Regions from separate parts of the Homo sapiens genome. Here region 2 is linked to region 1. A link is an interaction called in ENCODE POLR2A ChIA-PET data of the cell type or tissue named here. Cell type or tissue: K562. All regions are shown on one strand. Each heading gives the region's core, and the rest is flanking DNA. Links, peaks and the distances in the headings are about the cores only.

Evidence for each region. ChIA-PET counts read pairs that join two places held together with the same protein. Peaks named below come from ENCODE experiments on the same cell type or tissue, not always from the same donor. Only the 100,000 strongest peaks of a DNase experiment are listed, where the experiment ranks them.
Region 2: POLR2A ChIA-PET joins it to region 1 with 5 read pairs; 3 of 35 experiments call an interaction of 5 or more read pairs at or near these places.

The regions. Positions count from the first base shown.
Region 1 is chr13:107,907,629-107,918,612 of GRCh38, reverse strand. No RefSeq gene overlaps it. Among named protein-coding and RNA genes, the nearest start is that of NALF1, 46 kb to the right of the region's middle. RefSeq lists an enhancer at 2,801-2,970. In K562, for the core only: no CTCF peak of the experiment used is centred there; no DNase peak of the experiment used is centred there; H3K4me3 peaks cover 2,572 bases.
Region 2 is chr13:107,849,242-107,860,225 of GRCh38, reverse strand. All of the region lies in intron 1 of NALF1 (NALCN channel auxiliary factor 1), which reads left to right. Among named protein-coding and RNA genes, the nearest start is that of NALF1, 13 kb to the left of the region's middle. In K562, for the core only: a CTCF peak has its summit at 8,569; DNase peaks (open chromatin) are centred at 5,125, 5,935, 6,755 and 7,755; H3K27me3 peaks cover 496 bases.

The DNA of each region.
Region 1 (10,984 bases), core at 2,916-7,915:
ATTTTATTGAAAATTCCCTTCCTTTAGTTAATGAGTGAAGAATTGCTTATCGTAAGAATGGACATGAAAGAAAAAGAATAAAACAGAGGAAAAGAGAAAATAAAATCAAAACATAATCACTGTCACGTATGTGATAAGAAATTCACAACTGAATATGTGGAATTGTTTGCCTTTCCATAATTACTAAATACAGAAACGCACAAGTATTTCATCATATCATAGCACTCTAATTTGCATGTGGAGATGCCTTTTTGAATGGGAGAGAAAGAAGTAGTTAACACAACATACAGAACTATATGCATAAAAATAACAAATACATAATCAGTTGATTTTGATGAATACAGTTGTTCCCTTAGCATTTATGGCAAAATAATTACAGGTTGAGTTCCCAACAAAATTTGTGGTTTTGGATATAGTAAACCTGGGTATATCAGGAAAGTATGTCATGCATAGAGTATCTTCATTTATGTCTGCAACAGGAAAACAAGTGTTGGAACTTCCATTTTGTAGAGCAAAATGTAACAGGCATGGCAGTCAACAGATACCAGTGTGCAATAGAACAAAAGATTTACCTAGACTTTTAATGAAAGGGTTAACTAGACTCAATTAGAAAGCTTTCAGGAAATAAGCAGACAGAAGTAGAACAGAAATGTGTTGGTTGCCTTTTAATTAAGTATATACAGTTGACCATCTACTCAATATATTCATTAAAATACGCATTTAATGCCTACCAAGAATTAGGTCTGTTGCTAGATGAAAGAAATACAAAGGATGTAAGTAGACTTCTTATAATAAGAAACTAATGCATACTCCAGGGAGAAAATATTTGCAAACTATGCTTCCGACAACTGTCTAATATCCAACATCTATAAGGAACTGAAACAAATTTACAAGCAAAAAACAACCCCATTTAAAAAGCGGACAAAGGACATAAACATTTTTTAAAAGAGGACACACGCAGCCAAAAAGCATATGAAAAAATGCTCAACATCACTAATCATTAGAGAAATTTTAATCAAAACCATAATGAGATACCATCTCACACAACTCAGAATGGATATTATTAAAAAGTCAAAAAATAACAGATGCTAGTGAGGTTATAGAGAAAAGGGAACACTTAGGCATTGCTGGTGGGAATGTATTAGTTCAGCCATGATGAAAGCAGTTTGGTTATTCCTGAAAGAATTTAAAACAGAATGACCCCTTTACCCAGCAATCCCATTATAGCGTATATATCCAAAGAAATATAAGTCATTCTAACAAAAAGACACATGCATGTGTATGTTCACAATAACAAAGACATGGAATCAGCATAAATGCCCATCAGCAGTAGACTGGATAAAGAAAATGTGGTACATATACAACATGGAATACTACACAGCCATAAAAAAGAATGAGATCATGTTGTGTCCAGAACCATGATGGAGATGGAGGCCATTATCCTAAGCAAAATAACATAGGAACAGAAAACCAAAAGCCACATGTTCTCACTTATAAGTGGAAGCTAAACATCAAGCACATATGGACACAAAGAAGGGAATAACAGACACTGGGCCTTACCTGAGGGTGGAGAGTAGGAGGAGGGTGAGGATCCAAAAACTACTTATTGCGTACTATGCTTATTACCTGGATGACAAAATAATCTGTACACCAAACCCCCATGACACACAATTTACCTATATAACAAACCTGCACTTGTACCCCTGAAGCTAAAATAAAAGTTAAATTGTTCATCAAATACATTTAGGAAAGGCTAGTTCAAATAAAGTTAAGCACATTTTTCCACAATAGGATATTTTGAAGTTTTGGCACACAAATGGACAATCTGCATTTCTAAGAATGTGGTTTCTTGGACCACAGGGCTTTTCCTCCACTCTCCTATTATTTCTTGAAGGAGCATTGCTTACAAAATACCAAATAGAAACTCTACATTAAGAAGCGAAAACATTTGGTCTATGTGACAATCAGAAACGTAAGCACTTCGAATGTTAAATTTTTTAAAACTTATTTGTAAAAAAGAACTTTTAGGCTGGGCACAGTGGCTCATGCCTGTAATCCCAGCACTCTGGGAGGCCAAGGCTGGCAGGTCACCTGAGGTCAAGAGTTCACAACCATCCTGGCCAACATGGTGAAATCCCATCTCTACTAAAAATACAAAAATAGCCAGGTGTGTTGGTAGGCACCTGTAATCCCAGCTACTAGGAGGCTGAGGCACAAGAATCGCTCGAATCCGGGAGGCGGAGGTTGCAGTGAGCCGAGATCGTGCCACTGCACTCCAGCCTGGGTGACAGAGTGAGACTCTGTCTCACAATAAATAAATAAATAAATGAATGAATAAATAAAAATAAACTTTTAATTATTTTTATCTGTTTCTCTTTTGCTTAAAAGAAGAAAAATCATCCTTAATAAAATAAGAAAGGGCAGATGTACTTTTTTAAGGAGTATGATCTGTCAGAGAGGTTTTTTTGTTTGTTTGTTTTGTTTTTAAAAGATTTTAAGTGATAGTGAATTTAGAGGAGGAAGACAGGAAATATGGACAGTGAGCGCTCAATATTTCAGAGATGTGCTCACAGGACACTCTTAGCAGGATTACTGCCCATGATAGGGTACCAGGGTCCACTAACAAAATCCTTTTCTCCTTTTTCTTTGCTGAAGCAAAGTAACAGGGAAAGTGATGGAACTACCAAAAACCAAAAAACCAAGCAAACAAACAAACCTATGTCATAATAAATCATCGCAACCAGATGGGGTCGGCTGTGTTTGAATTTGCTTTCATTTTGGGAAGAAGTTACTAGATTCTGGGAAAAGTTCATATAGAAGTAGATCGACTTAAAATATGCAGTTGATTATTAAAAACCAGCTATTATTCAACAGTTTTGTGAGGTCTGCAGGATGGAGATCATCTTTAGAAAACTGGTAAGGATCATCTGGGTAAGCACCAAACCTACTAGAGCACAAAGAAAATTTTTGTCTAAAGCCTGATGACAGAAGAATATGGGGAGGACCCAGGGATATCTGTCAAGCTCATGTCTAACGGAATACTTATTTTTTACAAGGAGCCATTATGAGATTGTGAGCCCAGAATGAGATTCAGAAGAAGCTAAGTTCACAAACTGCAGCCCGTGAAAACTACACAGATTTGGCTGTGACCAGATAATCTAGTTAGTCTCCTTCTGGATTAACATAAAGTATTGCAAGTTCTTCAGACATAATAACCTTATTGAGATGTTTTTTCCTTCTGTAAAATCCAATTTAGCCATCCCTGCTGGCATGTGACTTACCCAGACAAATGTCTACAAATTCAGGTGAAAAGAGAGGAGTAAAATATTTCTTTTAGAAAACCTATTTCTTCACTTTAGGATTAAACCAATTATCTCAGCAAATGTGAAGGGAAAAAAAAAGTTTCAGCAGATGTGAAGGAATACCCAATCTCCAGGGACCAGGCATGACCTTCCTCTCCATCTACTTCCATTTGAGAAGAAAGAAGGAGATATACCTAATGCTACATGACGAGTTAATGGGTGCAGCACACCAGCATGGCACATGTATACATATGTAACAAACCTGCACGTTGTGTACATGTACCCTAAAACTTAAAGTATAATAATAATAAAATAAAATAAAATAAAATAAAATAAAGAAGTGGGAAGGTGAATAGGTACTGTAGCTTCTGACTCTATTTACTTCTTCTAATAGGAGAACACTTGCTCCTCCCACCTCAACTCATACTTCCAAAGTGAGTAGCAACCTCTGGGGTTCTGATTTTCTGCGGTAGCCTGATGCAAATATCCAGGTTGCTGGAGCCCTGGACTTTATCTCAGATCAAATTTCACAGCCCACTCAAATCAAAGCTCTAAATAACCAAGGGTGAGACATCAACCCTAAATAACAGCCACACAGGATTGGTCACTGGATTAGTGCTTTCTTGTTGATGTTGTTACTACTATTATTATTATTTTGTCCCTGAGGTTTCATATTACTGTATTGCTGAGTTATGCATTCATAAATATTATTTTCTGCAATGACTGAGGTGATCAAATGTTTTTCTCTTTTATTCTTTTAATGCAAAGATTTGTGTTCATTTCAAATATTATACCAGCCTTGCATTCCTACAATAATGCAGTAATTCCTGAAGTCCTGCTAGGTCATGATTATATTTTTTATGTGTTTCATTAATTGTATTTTAAAAATATATATTTAGAAAGTTTTATATCTTCATATATGAGACATATAAACAAGTATTTTTTTCTTGTAATATTCTTTTTAGGTATTTGTATCAAGATCATGCCAGCTCCATAAAATGAGTTGGAATCCTTTCACTATTCTTTGGAAAATTTTATGTAAAATTTGGTGGTGTTTACTCCTAAAGGCTTGAAAGAACTCACAAATAAAGGCACCTGGATCTGGAATTTTCTTAATGGGAAGGATTTTAATTATAAATTCAACTTTAGTAAATGTTGACTTATGTAGACATTTTTATATCTGTTTGTTTTGAGACGGAGTTCTGCTCTTGTTGCCCAGGCTGGAGTACGATGGCGTGCTCTCAGCTCACTGCAACCTCTGCCTCCCGGGTTCAAGTGATTCTCCTGCCTCAGCCTCCGAAGTAGCTGGGATAACAGGCGCCCGCCACCACGCTCAGCTAATTTTTGTATTTTTAGTAGAGACAGCGTTTCACCATGTTGGGCAGGCTAGTCTCAAACTCCTGACCTCAGTTGATCTGCCCACCTCGGCCTTCCAAAGCGCAGGAATTACAGGCGTGATCCACCGCGCCTGGCCTTTTATTTTTTCTTCTACCAGGTTTGGCAGGTTTTACCTTTTTTTTTTTTTTTTTTTTTTTTTTTGAGACGGAGTCTCGCTCTTCCACCCAGGCCGGAGTGCGCTGTTGCTATCTCGGCTCACTGCAAGCTCCGCCTCCCGGGTTCACGCCATTTTCCTGCGTCAGCCTCCCGAGTGGCTGGGACTACAGGCGCCCGCCACCGCCCCCGGCTAATTTTTTGTGTTTTTAGTAGAAATGGGGTTTCACCGTGTTAACCAGGATGGTCTAAATCTCCTGACCTCGTGATCCGCCCGCCTCGGCCTCCCAAAGTGCTGGGATTACAGACGTGAGCCACCGCGCCCGGCTGGTAGGTTTTACTTTTAAGGAATTTATCCATTTTCCCAAATTTTCAAATTTACCTATATGAAACTTTGTATAACATCTTATTTTCTTGCTAACATCTGTTGTATTTATGATAATGTCTTCTTTTTAATTTCTGTATAGACGATTTCTTTTTCAGTACCAGTATTACTAATTTTTCCAAGTACCAAATTTAGTTTTATTAATTTATTATATTTTTTGTATTGCATTGATTTTTAAATTTATTTTTAATTACTTCATTTTTTTCTGTTTTTCATTCAACTTTTAAAAATCTAATTGCATTGGAAGTTTAAATGATTGATTACTACAAAACTTTCCTTTTTTCAAATATACGCTTTAAAGCTAAAAATTTCCCTTAAGGAGAATTCCATGAGTTGATATGATATTAGTCCATTCTCACACTGCTAATAAAGACATACCCAAGACTGGGTAATTTATAAAGGAAAAACGTTTTATTGACTCACAGTTCTGCATGGCTAGGGAGACCTCAGGAAACTTACAATCATGGTGGAAGACACCTCTTCACAGGGAAGCAGGAGAGGGAATGAGAGTCAGCAGGGGAAATGTGAGATGTATATACAACCATCAGATCTCCTGAGAACTCACTCACTATCATGGAAACAGCTTGGTGGAAACCACCCCCAGGATACAATTACCTCCACCTGGTCCTACCTTTGACACCTTGGGATTATTACAATTCAAGGTGAGACTTGGGTGAGGGCACAAAGCCAAACCACAACAGATTTTATATATATTTAATCACTCAGCTCAAAATATTTTCAAGTTTTTATTGTTTCCTTTTAAGCTATGGATTTTGTAGAAGTGTGCTATTGAATTTTCAAACTTTAGTAATTTTTTATCAGATTTGAAGAATTCCCCATGCCTCATTCTCTCTCTGCTCTCCTTCCGAGACTCCAGGTTCACATTTTGACCTTTGGGCCATGTTCTACATATTTTTATGCTTTGTTATATTTTTTCTTCTCTTCCTCTTTTCCTTAGTTTAGACTTTTTATATTACTTGGCCTTCAGGGTCACTCATCTTTTATTCTGCTGTTTTCAATATGCTGTTAAAACCATCCATGAGCTCTTAATTTTCATTTATTTCACTTACCCATCCTATGATATCCATCTTTTAATACATCCCATTCTCAGTTGAAATTATCCATCTTTTCATCTATTTTGGCTGTATGTTTTTATCTTTTTTAATATTTTTATCATTATTGTCAAATTTCTGCGTGCTAACTCCCATATCTTAATCATCACTGCATCTGCTTCTATTCATTATCTTCTCTATCAATTAATAATCTTTCTCTTTGCTTTTTTGTACAATTAATAATTTCTAATGGTATGTAACACTATGACACTCCAAATGACATTCTAGATGGTTTCCTTGTAGAATCTATCAATTGTGGTCTCTTCTCAAAAAGGTTTCCATTCATTCAATTATTTATCAGAATTTAATAGCAGTTTACCCTAATAATCTTGGGTCTTGGTTTTTAGCTTTATCGGGGGTGGGAGGGTCTATTTCAGTTTCATCTTATTCATAGGGTATGTATTACTCCCAGACTGTGATTTTTCTGAGCTCACACTTTCTAGGATTTCTGTGGTTTCCCCTGTCATTGTTTACCTGGATTTTGGATTGGATTGTGTCAAGGTACAAGCCTTTTTAATAAAAGATTTTTGTTACCCTGACATCCCCACCATGAGAAAACCTATATTGAGTTTGAGTGAAGGGCACCTGCACTCTCCACACCTTTCACGTATGCCCTGTGCCTTTTGCCTTTCTGAACTGGCATTTTCACCCAAGCTGAACTGGCATTCAAAAACTTGATTCTTTTATAATCTGCATTCTGTTGTGTCATCCCCAGGTGTAGTGCCTCACGCCTGTAATCCCAGCACAGTGGGAGGTGTAGGTGGGTAGATGGCCTGAGCTCAGGAGTTTGAGACCAGCCTGGGCAACATGGTGAAACCCCATCTCTATAAAAAGCAAAACAAACAAACAAAACAAAACATGATACCTGCTATGGTGCCATCCATCTCCTAAGGCCAACAGCATAGAACAGCCTAATTATTGCTTTAACTGGAAAGGGTCGTAAGACATTTCAGGCACAATTTTTGCTCTCAAGGGACTACAAAATTAGGCAAGAGTAAGGGCAATAAGAAGAGTGAAGGTCACAGACTCTGCAGCCAGCATTCTTGTTCTTAATCTTTGTATACCTGAGCAAGTCATACAACCTTTCTGAGATTGTTTTCTTACCTGCAAAATGGGATTGTAGCAGGACGAGCCGCAGACAAAACTCCTCAGACACCGAGTTAAAGAAGGAAGGGGTTTACTCGGCTGGGTGCATTGGCAAGACTCCTGTCTTAAGAGCCGAGCTCCACGAGTGAGTAATTCCTGTTCCTTTTAAGGGCTCACAGCTCTAAGGGTGTACGTGTGAGAGGGTCGTGATCGATTGAGCAAGCAGGGGGTACGTGACTAGGGGCTGCATGCTCTGGTAATTAGATCGGAACAAAACAGGATAGGGATTTTCACAGTGCTTTTCTCTACAATGTCTGTAATCTATAGATAACATAACCGATTAGGTCAGGGGTCCATCTTTAACTACCAGGACCAGGGTGTGGCGCCGGGCTGTCTGCTTGTGGATTTCATTTGTGCCTGTTAGTTTTAACTTTTTCTTTCTTTGGAGGCAGAAATTGGGCATAAGACAATATGAGGGGTGGTTTCCTCCCTTAGGATAATAATTGAACTTACTTATGGGGTTTTGTACAGAGTAAATAGGTTTATACCTATCAAATACCTGGAAGAGTTTCCAACCTTTGGTAAGGATTGTTTTCCTTGTTTTCTTGGAAACTAACTGCCCAGGCCTGGGAATCAAGGACTCTGTGAACATCAGGCAGCTGTAACTACAGTGAAGTGCAGGAAACAGTCAGATTCTGCACTAAATCATAATGAAATTGCTTTCCAAGCCATCCATTGTTAGTAGCTCAGTTTCAAAATCCCTTGAGAGAGCGCCCAACTGGTTAGGACTAAGTATTATCCTATATACCTCTTGATTATGCTATGTGTAGAAATGAGGACTAAGCATCTTTGGTTTCTGTAGAGGAAGGCAGTCACTATCTTCCCCAAAGTAACCAACATAATAACAAACAGAAATAAGACCGGATGCTGCTCATCCAAATTATGAAAAATGTCTATTACACAAGGCCACAAGAAATGTTAACACTTGACATCAATAAATTGATCAAAATTAATTCTACCACAGATGAATAAATTGCAATTTACTCAGCCATGCCCCCCCCCCTTTTTTTTTTTGCTATTTAGACCATGATTTTTCTTTACTTGCTACTATTATTTTAAAATTTTTTCTTCTTGGATTATTTCATTTACAGTATTTCATGGAAATCACCACTGTTGAATCATGTGTTGTGCTCACTTTACATTTTGACATATATGATCAAACTGGGCTCCAGGAAGCTTCTTTCAATTTATACTACCGGCTATTGTGTTTGAGAGAGATTGTACTCACCACTGAGGACACTGCAGTAAGAGAGGGTAATATTCGAAGGTAGTCTAGGAGCACTGAAAATTCCAGAGGAGAAGGTGATTTGTGGCTATGATTATTACCGCTTATTTTTGGGTTCTATGTAGAGTGCTATGTAGGTTCCTCTGCTAAAAAGGATTAGAAGAATAAATACAAAAATTGAATATATAGATCAGGTGCTGTGAGCATTGTGATTGGGAATAAACAGGGTGAATAAAATGGTTAAAATAGTAGAAAAGGCAAAATCAAATTTAAAAAACAAAGATCTGTAATAGAACAAACCAATTTGATTGTATCTCTTCCTCTGTGAACTGCAGACAACAACATAAAAATGAATTGCAGGCAGAGGAAGAGGGTGAGATCCCCATTTGATCACTGTGTTCTGAGCTTCTTGACCGAGCTGGGTGGGGAGTGGTGGAGAGAATTTAGAAATCTAGGATAATGGAGAAGGTGCCATTAAAATAACGGGTAAGAGCACTTAAGATTGTCAACAGTGCCATCAGCAATGTAACAATTGGACTGGGGAAATTAGGGGAACATGAAGAAATGAGCACATTTTCCTTACTAGAATAAAAAATTCCGAAGTGGGGTCAGGCACGGTGGCTCACACCTGTAATCCCAGGACTTTGGGAGGCCAAGGAAGGCAAATCACAAGGTCAGGAGTTTGAGACCAGCCTGGCCAACATGGTGAAACCCCATCTCTACTAAAAATACAAAAAGAATTAGCCGGGCATGGTGGCATGCACCTGTAATCCCAGCTACTCGGGAGGCTGAGGCAGGAGAATTGCTTGAACCCGGGAGGCGGAGGTTGTAGTGAGCCGAGATTGCACCACTGCACTCCAGCGTGGGCAACAGAGCAAGACTCTGTCTCAAAAAAATAAATAAATAACAACTACAACAACAAAATTCCTAAGTGCTCACTATGCAAAACTTGTTACAATTTGGTGCTCAACAACTGTCAGGGAACAATAGTTTCTTTAACAAAATTGTAGAAGGATGACCAACAAGGAGAGGCAGCCACTCGAAAGGGAGCAGGGAAGCAAGAGATTAGATCACACTCCCTTCCCGGGCTTTTGAACACAGAAAGAAGGCAGCTGGAGGCTTTGGAGACGGCGGTGCAGCAGGAGAGGGCCAGGGAGATTTTGGAAGGCTGTGCACTGCTCTATTGGACCTTCCTGCAAGCTTTCACCTCCTCAGGGATGTACAATATCCAAAGTATGGCTGGGGAAAGGGCACAATGATTGAGACCTGCTTAGGCAGAGCAGAAATGCAACCTGGGCACACACATAGAAGCAGAGTGCATACAAAAATAAGATTAAAGGGTTCAGAGAAACTCTGGGGGTAGCTTAATTTTCAAAGCTATGGAAGAGGCGCTTAATGCTAAATGTTTCCAAATCTTGAAGTAGCTGGGAATCTTAAGTGTTGTGTGTTTTTTTCACATAGGATTTTCATACTAAAATGCAATACCTAAATATGTGTTAGATTAAACCATGCTTTATAATTGAATTTAAGAATGGCCTCTCACCACACGTTAAATCTTGGGATGTGCCAGGCACGGTGGCTCACACCTGTAATCCCAGCACTTTGGGAGGCCAAGGAGGGCAAATCACCTGAGGTCAGGAGTTCCAGACCAGCCTGGCCAAAATGGCGAAACCGCATCTCTACTAAAAATACAATAATTAGCCAGACATGGTGGCAAGTGCCTGTAATCCCAGGTGTTTGGGAGGCTGAGGCAGGAGGATCGCTTGAACCCAGGAGGTGGAAGTTGCAGTGAGCCGATATCACACCACTGCACTCCAGGCTGGGCAACGAGAGCAAGATTCTGTCTCCGATGATAATAATAATAATAATAATAATAATAATAATAATAATATTTGGATGTGAGGTGACTAGAAGTTGAGACAGATCAGGCAGGATCTGTGAAAGTTCTCCACGCACTACCTCCAAGTCAGGGACATGTTGAAAACTTCTCTGAGATCTTAGTTGGAACTTTTGTGAACTGCATGTTTTAAGATGGATGTGAGAGGTACAGACCCAGGCCCTAAATCACTGTGTGAATTTACTAGGAAAAGGCTAAGAAACCATGGTATATTAAGCCTTTCTTGAATTGCTATAAAGAAATATCTGAGAGTGGGTAATTGATAAAAGAGGTTTAATTGGCTCATGGTTCTGCAGACTTTACAGGAAGAATGACGCTAGCATCTGCTCTGCTTCTGGGAAGGCCTCAGGAGCTTACACCCATGGCAGAAGGTGAAGGGGGAGCAGGGCAGGAGCAAGTGAGACTGGGGAGGGAGGGGCCCACACT
Region 2 (10,984 bases), core at 3,725-8,724, 59 kb after region 1:
GTGAACTAACTGGGTCTCAGAGTTAGGGAATGTGCTAGAAGGGATCATGGAGAGAAGGAGATGGATGTGTGGAGGGCCAGAGTTTTGACTGTTTAAGGTTGTGTCAGGCAACTATGGATTTTCTATGTTTTAGCCAAGGTTGTAATATCAGTCATCTTTTTTATTTTTTAAGTTTAATTCATGAGATACTATATAAAGTTAAATTTAAATTTTATCTAATAAGAAATCAAGCATCATTGTAAGCTACATAGTGGAATTTCTTCAATGTAATGCTCTAATTTACTCTGATTCTTTTTTTTTTTTTTTTTTTTGAGTTGGAGTTTTGCTCTGTCGTCCAGGCTGGAGTGCAGTGGCGTGATCTCAGCTCACTGCAACCTCCTCCTCCTGAGTTCAAGCGATTCTCCTGCCTCAGTCTCCTGAGTAGGTGGGATTACAGTAGCTGCGATTATAGCCTACCACCATGCCCAGCTAGTTTTTGTATTTTTAGTAGAGATGGTGTTTCACCATGTTGGCCAGGCTGGTCTCGAACTCCTGACCTCAAATGATCCACCCACCTCGGCCTTCTAAATTGCTGAGATTACAGGCATGAGCCACCGCACCCGCCTACTCTGATTCTTTAATACTGGAAATGAGAGATGGTTAACATGACTTCTTTCTTGTCAACAAATTGTTAATGACTTACAGTTGTATTGTACTGGAATGCATGAAAATATTTAATTCTTGGGTAGTTTTTTAAAATTCTTGGGCTTTTAAGGTGTTAAAATATGGTAGTTGATTTTCCCCACTTGAAGTTTTCTTTCTACATTGAGTCATTTACAAACAAAATTTATAGAAGCTATCTCAGATGCTTAAAGATCCTGCAAAAGATAGATGTTTAATACCTGTTTAAATACCGTTATTGATCTTAGCAGTAGAACATGTGTGGTGGGTGAATGCAATAATCATTTCTTCGGAAATACATGGGAATTTTGTATGTCAGCTGCTTCATTTTGCACAAGAAGAAAAATGAGTTCTATCAACATTAAGAAATTGCTGACTTAGCCTCTTCACCTCTCAGTTTTCCTTTCCTCCTTGTCAATGTGCCTTCTTTCCATCGCTGGGTCCTCTCCTGCCATTTGTTAGCTGCATTTCCAGAGCCTGTGTACCGTGGGGAACTCGAAGTTCAGAATTCTTCTTTTCTTCTCTGTACCTTCACCTCCATCAAAAAAGATTGATCTCTTTCTTATGGAGCTGTCACTGACTTTGTTTATTTGAATAGAAAACTGAACTAAGACGTTAAATAGACGATCATTATTAAGTATTAACTCTTACAGAAAATGACTTAAATCACCCAGAAATTTAAGCCCTAGAGCAATCTTTAATAGCAGGTAACAAGCTTCAGAATTTATTAGATGTCAGAAACTATTCTAATTTGTTTAATCATCACATCAACTTTATGAGGGAAGTATTATTACAGATTTTACAGATGGGGAATGTGAGGACATAAAGTTAACTATCCCAAGGTCAAACAGATGGGTTATTAATTAATTAATCTATTTTGAGACAGTGTCTCACTCTGTTGCCCAGGCTGGAGTGCATTGGCGCAATCTCAGTTCACTGCTACCTCTGTCTCCCAGTTCAAGTGATTTTTATGCCTCAGCCCACTGAGTAGCTGGGATTACAGGTGTGCCTCACCACAAATGGCTAATTTTTTGGATTTGTAATAGAGATGGGGTTTCCAAATGTTGGCCAGGTCTTGAACTCTCCACCTCGGGTGATGCTCCCACCTTGGCTTTCCAAAGTGCTGGGATTACAGGCCTGAGCCACCGCACCCAGCCGAGATGGGTAATTTAAATATTAGGGTCACTTCATCACTGTAAATGTTTTCTTTTTCCTTTTGATTAGAAATATTTACAAACATCCCAAAGAATTAAGACATTATTATAATAAACCCACATGTAACTGTCTTATACATTTTACAATTATTACGAATTTTGCCATATTTACTACTTCTATTTAGTTTTAATTTATCATTGAAAACATTTTTCGATGATATAGCAAGCAAAGAAGACAGAAATGTGAGAGTCCTGGGCAACTAGGATGGATGGCCAGGTTTATCATGTCAAAGGCTTAGGTAACCTGAATATGAATGAATAATGTGAAGATCAGAAGAACACGAAGGTTTCTGATTTCACGTTTAGAGCTGAGTAGAGAAAGGATGTGTGTATGGTTTTGGTGGGATGGAAATAAACTTTGGAGATTGGCGATAATTTCTATGAATTCATAATTTCAATATGGCAGAGTCTTTTAGTCTGGTATATGAAAAGACCTTGCCTAGGGCTTGATGATGCCCAGTAAATGGGAGCAATTCATTAAAACCCACGGGAAACATCAATAAAATTAATATAGTCCTCACTTGAGATCTCATATAAATTTTCTGTATAGAAGACTGATTTACAAGACTTTTATAAACAGACTTTGCATATTGTATGGTAAAATCCTCTGATTTATTGCACCTACATTTATTGTGCTTCTCTAGAAAGATGATTCAATTATTGAACAACTGTAGAGTAAAATGGAAAACATAAGTTCAGTTGGAGTAAAATGTTTCATTCCTAAGGCTGGAATTTTTTTCTCTATTTTAATTTAGAGATTAACATGTGCTACATTTTAGATTGACTGGATCCTGATAGGTGCGTAACCAAAGGCCTTGAACACTTTGGTTCACAGCCTTTTTGAGAGGACAAGGGGAGAAACCATTGTAGTGATCCTCCATCTCCTGTAAACCTGTGGGTAGAAATGGTCTTGGGAAACGTTTTGTGTTATGTCGTCTGTCAGGCATTGGAAAGCCATGTGCCTCCAGATTCCACTGTAGAAGATGTGAACTTTGTCCTGCACCCTAGATTTTCAGCTTTGTATTCTGTTATGGTTGGTTGTCTCTGTTGTTCTCTACTTCACTCGGCATTTATCCAGTCAGCCATAGTTAGTATTTTTATTGATTGAGGACTGAGATGAAGTGGGTAACAGATATCCTTGATGTCGAGCTAGAGCTACCAGACAAGGCAAACCTGGTAGCCATGACAGAGAAGATGGAGCAGGTTGAAGAAAAGCCTGGAAGCTGTGCTGCATGAATGAAAACAGGATTACCCTGAGATAGAGAAGACACAGGGAGACACAGCAAGGTTCTTTAACTTGACGAAAATTGTCCTGTGGAAGGAAGTCTTACTATCCAATGCTTTGTGTTGCTTTAGGGGTGAGAGTGAGGCTCTGTGTGCAGGTGTTTTGGCAAGAAGATCTCTGCTCTACATAAGGAAGAGTGTTCTATGAAAGGAGTTGCTCTCCTACAAAAGCAAGGGCTGTCTCAGGAACTCAAGAGCACATTTCCACAGAAGATGTACAAATGGGATGGGAGCTGTCGGCCACCACCCTAGAGAGCATCTTTCCTGTGGGTTGCAGGTTGGGCTACATAATTTTAAACATTCCATCCAACATCCTTTGGCATAAGATGAGGCACCCGGAAGTGACTTTGCATGGTGAGATGGTACTTAGTGCCAATAAAATTCCATCACATAAAAAAATAACTATTTTTTTTAGCCTAACACCTTGCTCACAGTAGTAGTACTTTGATTTTAAAAAGGAAAGCTTGCCAATTTCAACTTTAAATTATTTCTCTGATTCCTATCCATGTTATCAGTGAGAATAATTTAAAAAATAATGAATAAAGTATATATACTTACCCTAGAGTTAGACAGGAAGTGAAACTAATGAATAAGTAATTGTTTGCTCTTGCTAATATCGAGAATATATACTGTCTCATCTCTTCTGGTCACAAACACATCAAGCATTATAAACTCTCAAAGAACCCTCTAGAGCAAAGCAGGACTCAACATTATGGTGGTGCTGGGAAGGAGAAGTTTTCATATGACCTTTCTCCATTGGTTTCACAGCACTTCTTTGCACACAGTTATTCATGTCCACATCCAATTCTTTGGGGACATTATCAAAAGAACTGAAGTCATTGTATACAAATTCTTTCTCTTGTCCAGGTGCAGTGGCTCATGCCTGTAATCCCAGCACTTTGGGAGGCTAAGACAGGAGGATCGCTTGAGTTCAGGAGTTTGAGATCAGCTTGGGCAAGATAGTGAGACTCTGTCTCTACAAGAAAATTTTTAAAAATTAGCCGGGCATGGTGGTGCATACCTGTGTCCCAGCTACACAGGAGGCTGAGGTGAAGTCATTGGAATCCATGAGTTTGAGGCTCCAATGAGCAGTATTCGTGCCACTGTACTCCAGCCTGGATAATAGGGCAACAACCTGTCTGAAAAAAAAAAAAATTCTCGCTCTTAGGGAATTCCACTTATTCAATAAACAAGTTCTGTCATAATAATGTTATCATCCATATATTATTCATTCCCCACAAAAATTCAACATCATGGGCAAACTCAGTTTTCTTTATCAAAGCGGTAATTAAGACTTAGGTTAAGAGTGTGCGAACATTCTCATAGGTAAGTATGGCACATCCAGAATTCAAACCCAGGAACACCTGGCTCTTAATCTCTTGGGTTTACCTTCACTATTACCTTATACTGCTCACTGTGCCGCAAGTCTTTGCCCATGTCTGGTTGCCCTGTTGTTTCTTTTGTTTTTGTTTTAGAGGGAAGGAGGTGGAGGAGAACAGCAGGAGTGGATAAAGTGTACAATTCTTTGGTACATAAAAGATAATGTAACTTGCTTCATCCAGAATGTGTGTTGTTGTGGCAGCTTGGTGTAAAGCAGGGGTGTCCAATCTTTTGGCTTCTGGGGGCCACATTGGAAGAAGAATTGTCTTGAGCCACACATAAAATACACTAACACTAATGATAGCTGATGAGCTAAAAACAAATCACAAAAATGTTTTAAGAAAGTTTGTGAATTTGTGTTGGGCCACATTCAAAGCTCTCCCGGGCTGCCAGCAGCCCACGGGCCGGGGGTTGGACAATCTTGGTGTAAGGAATGAGCATAGGCTTAAGAGTCAGAGAGGCCTTGATTCCCAGGGTGCTTTCACCAGTTCCTGTAAAATGGGGATTGGTGCATCCAGTTTAAGGCAGCACCCAGAGATACAATGGAGCAAGCATGTGGTGAAATGTGGCTAGAGCTTCCTTTCTGTCAGCGAAACGCCTCTGCAAAGAGGTGACCACTCCCTGCTACACCTCACCAGCACTCCACTGTGCCTGCTCTCTAGATGCTGAGCAGGTAGAAAAGATCCACGAGGTTATCTGCCTAATCTCAGTAATTGGTTTCTTACCAAAAGTTGGCCTTTTCCTAGTCCAAATGAACTGCCTCACAGACGTTTTGAAGTAGGTTTCCATATAGGTCTTTTTTTCTTTTTTTTTTTTTTTGAGATGGAACCTGTGTCGCCAGGCTGAAGTGCAGTGGCGCCATCTTGGCTCACTGCAACCGCCGCCTCCCGGGTTCAAGCAATTCTCCTGCGTCAGCCTCCCGAGTAGCTGGGATTACAGGTGCACACCACCGTGCGTGGCTAATTTTTTTTGTACTTTTAGTAGAGACGGTGTTTTGCCATGTTGGCCAGGATGGTATCAATCTCTGGACCTCGTGATCTGCCCGCCTCGGCCTCCCAAAGTGTTGAGATTACAGGCGTGAGCCACCGCCGCTGACCCCAAATAGGTCTTTTTAAAAAGGCATGGGTAATAAATTTAACCTCAGGAATCACAGTGACCCTAGATAGCTGCAGAGTTTGGAGAGAAGCAAGTGTTTTTAAAAAGGTCAATGTGAATCTTAAATCATTTAAAATCGGGTATCTCCGGCCGTAGTGAACAGCAGACTGGTGGTTATGGACCACTAGCCAACAAGTTGTCAGGCAGGTATGCCTTCTCAGGCAATGGCCTCATGCCACAGTCCAGATGAAATAGTGAAATAGCGAGAAAAAAGAGAGGCCACAAGCATGAAAATGCAAGTGACCTGCTTTCTGGAGGTTTGGCCAAGTATGGCAGGTTTCAGATATATTCTATGGGTCCCGGAAAGTTTCTAAATATATATATTGAATATTAAAAGTCACTTATGAAAAGATGAATCCTTTTATATCATTTCAGCTTTGGCTTTTTTTACACCGAATGTTCGTTTTTATTCAGTGTGCCTGCAAATTCTAGTAAAGAGGAGAGAATTCAGCTCTGAGTGAATAAAATCCTATCTGCATAGTTTTGCTTCATTGACAAGAAAATGGAGTATTTGCTGTCAACTAAATTGGATTTCTCCATTAAATGAATTAGCTCTTTAAGATGATTAAAATAGTTGATCCAATCTTTAAGTATTTTTTAGTATTTTGTTGTCCTTACAACTTAGTGGGTGAAACAGTCCAACTATTTCTATGCTATTTCACCTGCAGTGAGTCAAAGGAGCTGTTTTTTGAAAAAATCAAACTTTTTAAAGTTTTAAAGTCTTTTTTAAAAGAGTACCCAATCTATTTTTGTGTGTTTTATTTAGTCTTTGGTAAATACATTTCTCATTTCTAAATAACTGCAGAATCTGTGGAACATTAGGAAAGTCTATTGATATTTATGTCTTAAATCCTTAATTGTACATTTAGAATTAAATTTATTAGTTTAAATTTTAATTTGTGGTATTGCAGTATTGTGATACTAAGAACTCAAATTTTTTCATAGTGAAAATTTCAAAGTGTTCTTAAAGCTGTGGGGATAATCTTTGGTGTTCCCAATTGTTTCATAAAAGTAGCAACTTTACAAAAGGCTGTAATTGCAGGAGTGGTTACAATGCTTATCAGTTTTTCCTAGTTCCCTTTTTGACTGTGTCCACAGGAAAAGAAACTAAGACCCATAAATAACTACAATTGAGACAAATACAAATATGCAAAGATTTAAAACATTGTTTTGTCAATTAATTTTCTGGGGCTAATAATCTTTCTCAGAAATATGGTAAATCACTGATAAGGAAATGAAGCTCAGGTTTTCAATATTACAACCTACTTAGATGGATATTAAATTTTCTCACAATATCAACTTTAGTCAGATTAAATGCAAAATCTGAGCCGTGCAAATTTGCATTTCTTTTACAACTGGAGAACATTAATAATATTAAAACAATATAGCTGAAGACACTATACAGCACTCAACAATTTCCTTTTTTTCCATGTGATGACTAGAGTAGAATAATTTTAGAAAAATTAATTTATGATAGAGCTGGCTTTGGGAAAAAATCATATTCACTCAAATATGACTTTTAATTAATTCATCTTAATAGTCTGACATTTGAAATGCATGGGACAAGATGAAGTGGCTGAAAGGATGCTGCAAATAAGCCAGGAAAACCGCAAAATGATGTTTGAGAGTTCCTGTTTCCTACCTCTGACCGATTATAATACTTTTCTCTTATCAGTGGAATGCTATCTCCATTGTGGGTTATTTTGTATGGCCCTGAACCTATACTTTTTCTATTGTGTTTTTTTGATGCCATGACAACAGATAATGTACTTAATGTGGAAACTTAAGAAAAATAATTTTCCAAGGGGCTTTTCAACCTGGTTCTTCTGATTTCTTCAAGTAATGGTGAAGGACCATTTTCTCGGTTGCCCATGCTTGTGGAATGAGCACATGAATCAGACAGACCAAGATCTGTCAGTTCTGAAAAGACCACATGCATTTCCTCGAAATGATCACAGTGACTTTGTGCAAAGGATATGATCATTGTCCAGCGTCATTAAAGGATGCTGCATAAAGAAACATTTTAATGTCTTAATTTGTGATCATTTTCTCTGGGAATGCATTTTGTCACACAAGTGTTGTGTACTGCATGGAAAAAGAAGCATAGTAGAGCAACAAATGAATATTGCTTCTTAAAAATAGAATTTTAGTGGAAACGGTTCTTAATTTGAGTGCTGTTATTATATGGCAATGGTAATTTAGGCACTGAGATAAAAGGTGTCCCACAGTGCACCTAGTTTAAAAAGGAGTAAGTCATCAAGCATTTCATCATGTGTGACTCATATATGGACATGGAAAAATGTAAGCCATTTATATATAAACACGATGCTTATTAAAGGAAAGGAAGAAAAGAATATAATGGAAAACCTAGAAGAATACTTGCTTTTCTTTTTCTAGGTGCACATTAATTAGAACAAGATTAAAGGGCATGGGTCAGGTGAGGTGGCTCATACCTGTAATCCCAGCACTTTGGGAGGCTGAGGCAGGAGGATTGTTTGAGGCCAGGAGTTCAAGTCCATCTTGGGCAACATAATGACACCCCCCAAATTAAAAAAAAAAATAGCCGGGCATGGTGGCATGCACTGAGTCCAAGCTACATGGGGGACTGAGGTAGGAGGGTTGCTTGGGCTTAGGAGGTAGAGGCTGCAGTGAGCTATGATTGTCCCGCTGCACTCAAGCCTGCATGACAGAGCAAGAATTTGTCTCAAAAAAAAAAAAAAAAAAAAAGAAAGGGCCTGTAAAGCCCTTAATCCAAAAGCATTGTGCTCTTAATCTGTTACTTAAAAATTCTAGTTAACACATTTCCCTTTTCAAACGGTCCCACTTCCAACCTGTGACTGAAAATTAGATTTTACTCAGATCTTTGAAATTAAGACAGTGCAGCAATTTCAACCTGACAGTTGTTCCTTCTCCTTGCTTAAGAAAGGGTCGTCGTTTCTCTTCTAAAATGTAGTAAGCTCTAAGTCAGATAATTACAAAATAGTAATTTTATAAAATATAGTGTTTGATAACTTTATGACTGAACAACAGAGTCTTTTATATGGGAAATATAAATACAGTATTTTATTTGTACATGTTTCTTTATGGCTAATTATGGGTTTGAAAAGTAATAAACAGTGATGTGATCACTCCATAGCTTGCAGTGGGGATGTGTCTCCTTAATCTGGCCACTTAAAGAAAAAAAAAAAAAACTGTTCATCTGTGAACTTTTCCAGATGTGCAATTTTAAAGCTAATGTCACTTGTTTTCCAAATTAGAAGCTGTTAGCAAAATATGTCACTATATCATTCTGCTGCCTAGTTTATGAATTGGAAGACACTGAAAAGATACTATAAGGTTACCATGTCCGGTAAAAAATTCAGACGACATTGAAAGAGAGAAGATTCCACTTGACAGAAAAAGTGACTATTTGACAACATAATTGAAAAATTAATTCAACCATGAGGGTAAACTGTCAATATTTTCCTTTACTACACACTACACGATCTTATTCAGATAACTTCCCTAGGATGTGCAGAGAAGCAGGATTGTTATAACCTCCGACAAATCACCTAGGCAGGTCATATAGTTCAAAAAATTCAAATTGTTCACAGCAATTTTCTTTTTCTTTTTCTTTTCCTTTTTTTTTTGGAGATGGAGTCTCGCTCTGTCATCCAGGCTGGAGTGCAGGAGTGCTATCTTGGCTCGCTGCAACCTCTGCCTCCTGGGTTCAAGTGATTCTCTTGCCTCAGCCTCCCAAGTAGCTGGGATTATAGGCACATGCCACCACGTTCGGCTAATTTTTGTACTTTTAGTAGAGATGGAGTTTCACCATGTTGGCCAGGCTGGTATTGAACTCCTGACCTCAGGTAATCCACCCACCTTGGCCTCCCAAAGTGCTGGGATTATAGGCGTGAGTCACCGTGCCTGGCCAGCCAATGTTTTAAATATCGCTTTCCAAACATTGTTCTGTATTATTTCGCATTATGAAATGAGTTAGAGTATCACCAGTAAAACAAGGAAGAAGCTGTTACTGGAAGAAACTGAATCCCTAATGGCCATGATTCGGCTTTTCGTGTGTATGTGTGCATGTAAAGTCTATTACTTATAATAGAAACCAATATAAACAAGTATAATACTATGACTGCTTTTGTCATCTGATTTGAAAACAGTTTAATATCAGGCAACAACCCAAGTACAGGGAAGGTATGTGATGTAAAACATTCTTCTGTCTTTTTAAATATAATTGATTTAATCAAATTTTATCTTTTTATTTTAATTTGATATGTGGAGAGACAGCAAAATTATGCCTAAGCTGGAGGGAAGATTTCTTCCTCTGGTAGGTAGTGGTAGTGAACAATTAGCACTTAGTGATAATGCCGGGCCAATTTATTTCATTCTGTGAAGTAGGCCTGATAATTATCCCATTTTGCAGATAAGAAAACTAAGGCCTAGGGCACAGCATTCTTAACTAAGGCATTTTAACACAATTTTACATTTATTTTTTGTCATATTACTTGGTGTAGAAACAATCTTAATTTTCAAAGGTTGCATACAAATTGTTGAAAAGGAAGAAAATAATAAATTACTAAAAGTATTAGCCTGAAGACAATTTCTAGCAACACATGAATAATTTACATGATAAAGCTATAAAATGAATTATATACCAGTGCCTTTGTTTCTCCTGTTAGATTTTGAGAGTACTCTTAAAGATAGGCATTGTTTCTTGATTATTTTTGTCTAATCACTTGCAAAGAAGAAAAGAAAGAAAAAAGGAAAAGAAGAGAGCTTGCAGGTGGGTGGTTACGAAACACAGTGGCAGGTTCTTTGACACTCCTCCAATTGAGAGTGAGTAGGGCAGAAATAATGTTCTGGGACTTCCAAGGTAGATGATAAAAGGCCATGCAGTTTTCATGCTGTTTACTGGGACAAGTATTCTTGAAGCTTTGAGCTGCCCTGTAAGATGTTCAATTAGCCCAAGGCCAGCACACTGCTAGGAAGTCCAAGCCTCATAGAGAGGCCTTGGGCAGGCTTCTTCATACAGTCTCGGTTGAGTCCAGCTTTCATGTCTTCCCAGGCCATGCACCAGACATGTGGGTGAAGCTTGCAGATTAACTTACCACCCAGCCATTTAGATCACACTGACCGCTTCAAATCTTCCCAAAGTCTTACAAACTTTAGAGGAGAGAACTATCAATATTTTTCTTTACTACACAATCTTATTCAGATAACTTCCCTAGGATGTGCAGAGAAGCAAGGTTGTTATAACCTCTGACAAGTCACCTAGGCAGGTCATATAGTTCCAAAAATTC